Regions from separate parts of the Homo sapiens genome. Here region 2 is linked to region 1. A link is an interaction called in ENCODE POLR2A ChIA-PET data of the cell type or tissue named here. Cell type or tissue: PC-9. All regions are shown on one strand. Links, peaks and the distances in the headings refer to the core of each region. The heading gives the core; the rest is flanking DNA. Region 1 overlaps LOC105369421 (a long non-coding RNA gene). Region 2 overlaps ME3 (malic enzyme 3).

What was found. ChIA-PET counts read pairs that join two places held together with the same protein. Peaks named below come from ENCODE experiments on the same cell type or tissue, not always from the same donor. Only the 100,000 strongest peaks of a DNase experiment are listed, where the experiment ranks them.
Region 2: POLR2A ChIA-PET joins it to region 1 with 21 read pairs; 3 of 35 experiments call an interaction of 5 or more read pairs at or near these places.

What each region holds. Positions count from the first base shown.
Region 1 is chr11:86,359,400-86,362,315 of GRCh38, forward strand. It overlaps LOC105369421 (a long non-coding RNA gene), which reads right to left. Exons shown (of 5, transcript XR_007062826.1): 3 at 815-928. Among named protein-coding and RNA genes, the nearest start is that of CCDC81, 14 kb to the right of the region's middle. In PC-9, for the core only: CTCF peaks have their summits at 1,544 (motif pointing right) and 1,746; a DNase peak (open chromatin) is centred at 1,582.
Region 2 is chr11:86,468,437-86,471,352 of GRCh38, forward strand. The region is part of intron 7 of ME3 (malic enzyme 3); the gene reads right to left. Among named protein-coding and RNA genes, the nearest start is that of CCDC81, 95 kb to the left of the region's middle. In PC-9, for the core only: no CTCF peak of the experiment used is centred there; a DNase peak (open chromatin) is centred at 1,755; H3K27ac peaks cover 1,556 bases.

The DNA of each region.
Region 1 (2,916 bases), core at 202-2,701:
CTCCGAATAAAGTTTCAGCCCCTAGTTTCTTTTGCATTTCATAGATTTTCTTGCTTAATATAGCCACTGGATGTACACATGTATTCTTTCTGCTTTTTTGTCTCCATTTGTCTCTTCAGGGAGAGAGATTCTGTAAAGACTGAAGAACAGGGGGAGTCCACTGAGTGCTTTCCAGCTGCAGCTGGTTTCCCCCTAAAGTACCACAAATCAATGTGCCATTATGAGGATTAATTGAGGATTAATTTTCGTTCCATCACTCTGCAATCTAATCTACATTAGAAACATCTAATCTTCCTATTGACATTTGTCCTTTCCTTTTTCTGGTTTCCATTTCAAAGGACCCTCACATTAACGGCACATGGCTCTACTTAAGCAACCTGGTTAACTAAAGCTAGGATTTAAATGTTTCTCTTTAATCCTCAAGTTTATTCTCTGATAATGGGGTGGAGGGGTGGATAGTCTCCTTTTATGCCACCACACTAGTTGGATATTTAGTGGTTTTATAAACTTGTAAGCAGACAAGGCCACAGATATTGATTTGGACTAACTGAAGCAGAAGGAAATTATTGGAAGACTGTTGGGATGCTCAGAGTGATGGGAGCTAGGACAATCAGACCTGGAAATGGGCAGGAATCAAGAGGGATCTGGGGGATTGGCCATTAGGAACCCAGGCAATTTTCTTAAAGCAAGATAGTGAAAAGTGCATACCATCCCTGTGGAAATAACTTCCACATTTTCCTGCTGTCTGCCTGTCAACAGCTCAACAGTCTGAGCCCCAGAAAGAGCATCTGATGACTGATATTGGGTCACATACCTGGCCCCTGGTCCTGCAGAGTCAAGGAGGGCAAGGATCTGTTTCCTTCGGCTTTGGTAATGGAATGTAGTCACCAGGAATGGCAGCCCCACTAAGATTACACACAATGTAGATCTGTGAATTCCAAAAGGAAATGTGGAGGCTCTTAGGGCAGCCAAAACAAAACAAATGCCAACCAGAACTGTTTTTTTCTTTTGAGGTGGAATCTAGCTCTGTCACCCAGGCTGGAGTGCAATGGCACGATCTCGGCTCACCACAACCTCCGCCTCCTGGGTTCAAGCCATTCTCCTGCCTTAGCCTCCCAAGTAGCTGGGACTACAGGCACACGCCACCACGCCAGGCTAATTTTTGTAGTTTTAGTAGAGACAGGGTTTCACCATGCTGGCCAGGCTGGACTCAAACTCCTGACTTCAAGTTATCCACCTGCCTCAGCCTCCCGAAGTGCTGGGATTACAGGCGTGAGCCACTGTGCCTGGCCAGAACTGTGTTTTCAGTGGGCCAGTTGAAATGTAGGAGAAAGAAATTGAGAAATAAGGATGGAAGGAAACAGGGAGAAGGGTGGTAGAAAATGGAAGTGAGCAAGAAAGCAGAAAACATTCACTCAAGAAAAACTGTTCTTTGGCAATAGGTACATCTCTATGCAAGTCAGTGTGGCTTTTTTCCTCTAACATGATTTTAAAAGCTCTCTGAAAGCTCAGAAAACAGAAAACACATCTTGGTGACCTAGAAGTATAGTCATCTTCTTTCACCACCAGATGGTGCTTTATGTATAGAATGGAGGACAAGGATCCTGAGGACATTCCCAAACACTTGCATATTTAGGAAGCTCTTTTACTTAACAGTGATTCAAGAAATATTGGGGAAATGCAAGCCCAGATGAGGGACGCCTAACCTAGCTATACAGATAGGCAGGGGAGGGCGTCCTTAACCACAGTTGAGGCTTGCACCCAAGGACAGGATAGAGATTGGGAGGGGAATTCCAATTTAAGAAAGAACCACCAGAAGTAGAGAGGCTTAAGAAAGCACATTGCCTTCTAGGAATCACAGGTTGTAGGCTGGGAATGGACAGTATTTCAGGTGGAGGAAATAGAATGAACAAAGGTGTGAAAAATGTACAAACAGATTTGGATTTAACTATGGTTATTCAATTGTTTAGCTTATTATTGGGATTGTCTCAATTCTGCATCATATGACCTGACCTTGGAAAAGCGGGCCATCTGTTTAGGGTAACAACTATGATTCTATCCCTCAGAATACTCAGTTTTCCTTAGCCAGTCCTTGCTCTTTAGCTTCCCCATTTTCTTGTCCTTTTCTGTGCTAGAGGTGTATTGAAACTGATGCATTGCAAAACTGGTATTACATTAAATACACTGAACCTCAGATGCTTATGGAACACTTACACTATTTATACAGAAGAATAAGCAAAAGTGTCCAGGCACGGGGGCTCATGCCTGTAATCTCAGCGCTTTGGGAGGCCGAGGCGGGTGGATCATGTGAGGTCAGGAGTCTGAGACCAACCTGGCCAACATGGTGAAACCCAGTCTCTACTAAAAATACAAAAATTAGCAGGCTGTGATGGCAGGTGCCTGTAATCTCAGCTACTCGGGAGGCTGAGGCAGGGGAATGGCTTGAACCCAGGAGATGAAGGTTGCAGGGAGCCAAGTTTGTGCCACTGCACTCCAGCCTGGGCAACACGGTGAGACTCCATCTCAAAAAAAAAAAAAAAAAAAAAACCAAAAAAAAAGAATAAGCAAAAGCTCCTACCCTATAACACTGATGCATTCTGTTTGCATTTTATTCCATGATTTACACAATAATTATATATTGTATCCTTATGATATGTCAGATACTGTGTTGGCACTTTACATATATCTCACTTAATCCTTAATACCATCTGGAAATAATAAACATTTTATGGATGGTGAAACAGAGACACAGAGAAATCGAATAGCCTGCTCAGGGTTTCCAGAATAGCAAAATTAAAGGCCTAGGGTTTAGTTTTCCACTAAAGATTCTCATGGCTGGCTTCTTCACGTCATTCAGGTCTCTGCTCAAATGTAATCTTAGAGAAGCTACATTAATCCATCTGAAATAGACACCTC
Region 2 (2,916 bases), core at 227-2,726, 110 kb after region 1:
TTATCCATCCATCCATTCACCCATCCATAAATTCATCCATCCAAACACATTCATTGAGCACCTGTGATGATCTGATACTATAGTTTAATGTTTTAGGAAGGGGTGGATTGGATCTATGAAGGAGTTGGCGGAAACTTAATGTTTGGAGTTTGTCTGCCAACTCTTTAAACTAATTAAAAACCAATTAAGAAGAGAAAATTTCAAAGTGGAAATTTAAATGGCTTAGTGGATAAAAAAATGTTTCTCAATTCATCCCTGTACATCCAAATACAGGTAATGAGCTTTCACCATAACACTAATTTAAATGTTAATTATCAATTGCCTTACATATTCATTAAAATGCTAACAACAATGGTAAAAAAAATAGCTAGCTTTTATCTAGTGTTTATTACCTGCTGGGCACCGTGCTGAGCTCTTTACATACATTATCTTAATTAATCTTCACATCACCTTATGATGTAGGCGCTGTTTCCAGAGAAGGAATCTGGAGCTACAGATTGCAAGTTATTTGCTCACAGGCTATGTACTCTATTGCACTTGGTAAGTGGTGGAGCTGGAATTTAAATCTGGTTCTGTCTGACTCAAGAACCAGCTTCAGTTTAATTTTGATAGCCTTACAGGTTCTTAAAAAAAAAAGCTAAATAGGTAATAAGGCTGGATTTCTTTCTCCATTGGGAAAGATCATAGGTATGGTGAAGAAAACATTGACCAGGGAGACAGAAAAAATGCAGGAGTCTTGGCTGAGTCCCCTTTCTCTGTCTGGGTCTCAGTTTCCTGGTCTGAGAGCATTGGAGGAGTAGCACAACCTACTTAATATTTGGGGCTGGAATTGAATACTAGAAGCTTCACTCAGGTATTTCTACAAGTCCAGAGCAGGGAGGTTAGACATTTCTCTGTGAGAGCAACATGTGAGGAAAATATGGGGGGTGAGTGTCTTAGAGCCCTTTGTGCTTACACAAACTGGACCAGCTGAGTGAGCAGGGCAAGGCAGCCACCCTCCAGGTCATACTGTGGAACAGAGGCAGGACCCCTCCCAAGAAGCCGTGCTCTCAGCTCCCTACTCAGGGCTCTGGGCAGCTTCCCGATTCTAGTGCTGGCAGCAGCCTGATGTCTATCCTTCTGTCCTGCGAGAAGCTCCCACTTACCGGGGAGGCTTCTGCTTATCTGTCCCCTTTTGCAATTTTGAACTCTTCACCCTCCAGCCCTGGCAGGGGCTGAGGAACATCTGATGCTTCTCCAGTGGAGAATTCCTGCAATGGAGAAAGAGGCACCTTCCCAAGCCACACAGATAGCTTCCCAGACTTCCCAACCCTGGGGACTCAGCTGGGAAATGGCCTTGGAGTGGCCAGGGAAGGCATTCCAAAGCCAGGGCTCACTTAGAGACACAAGGCTAATGAGTGGATGTTTGATTTTGTTTTTTTTTTTTTCCCTCCAGTACTCAGGCAAGGGGAAGCCAGCAAACAGTGACCTGTGCCTGGGAGTTCTGGAGTTCTGGTGAGCTGTGTGTGACGGTGTGATGATACCCAGGCCACAACCAACAGTGCCAGCACCTGCCACCTGGGATGCATCCTCCCATGGGTAGGAGGGTCTGAGGTGGCTGTTCTGCCCTTCTCCCCAGTGTGTGAACCAAATGCAGAGTGAGGGATGTTGGTGGTGCAGAGCATTCCAGGGGCTGCAGACCTAGTTTCTCTTTTCCATAGGTCAGGACCTGCCATTTTTTCAAACACCTGGGTCTGACCTCTTTCAAGCCTGAACAAACATGAGGGACTGGGAAGAGAAGGTGAACTTGCTCAACCTGCCTCTAAATAGAATGACTAAAAGCTACCTCTGGTATTTCCATGGTAGTCCATGCTGTTCCCCTCCCCCCAGAAAAAAACCCACATGCAAGACTTCCACAGCAGAGCGTTCAGTGAGATTATCAGTTGTCACCCAATGGAAAACTATTTCTTTTTTTATTTCCTTCCAGGAACTAGATCTGACAGAATCATAAAAACTCTTGGTCTTTTTTTTTCTATTTTACATATTCCATTAAACTCTAGTCCCTTGAGATGGTCTTAGAGAGAGGTTCTGTGGTTAAGTAAATTTGGAAAACTCTGTGTGTTACACATAGCATACACAATGTGTATTAAAAGCTCTGAAAAATCTTGCAATAAGAAACCTGTTTAACCCAGCATGTTCAAAGCTTATTTGACCAGACACCTTACTCTGTTGCATCTCATCCTCACCACCTATGGTGGAACACACTTTGGGAGACATGGCTCTGCAGGAAGAACTTTGTGCAGGGGGTGCTGGGTGGATTCAGGGCGAGGCCATCTCTCCCCAGGATTACTGCCATTGCTGCTTCTGTCCAGGACCCTACAGTGACTGATTTCACCTCCTTCAAGTTTATTTCCCCTCCCCCAATCCATCTTCCACATATTTCTAAACACAAGTTTATGTCGGCTACTTATTTTCTGAAAATCCTAAGAGGGCTTCCACTGCCTGTGGGGTTATATCCAAATTCCTTAGGTAGTGTTCATTTTGGCCCCAGCTCTATTGCTGAACACCTACTCAGGTCTTCTGACATTCTAGGCACGTTTTCCTGCTTCCTAACCACTGTGGGCCTTTGCACGGTCCCCTGTCTTTGCTCAAGCTGCTGGTTCTCTCTGTCTAGAAGGCGTCTTTTTGTCTAGGCCAACCCCTACTTAAACTGTAAGGCCCAGAGCTTTTTTTTTTTTTTTTTTTTTTTTTTGAGAGACAGAGTCTTGCTCTGTTACCAGGCTGGAGTGCAGTGGCAACCTCCTCCACCTCCCGGGTTCAAGCAATTCTCCTGCCTCAGTCTCCCAAGTAGCTGGAACTACAGGCATGCACCACCAAGCCCAGCTAATTTTTGTATTTTTACTAGAGACGGGATTTCACCATGTTGGCCAGGATGGT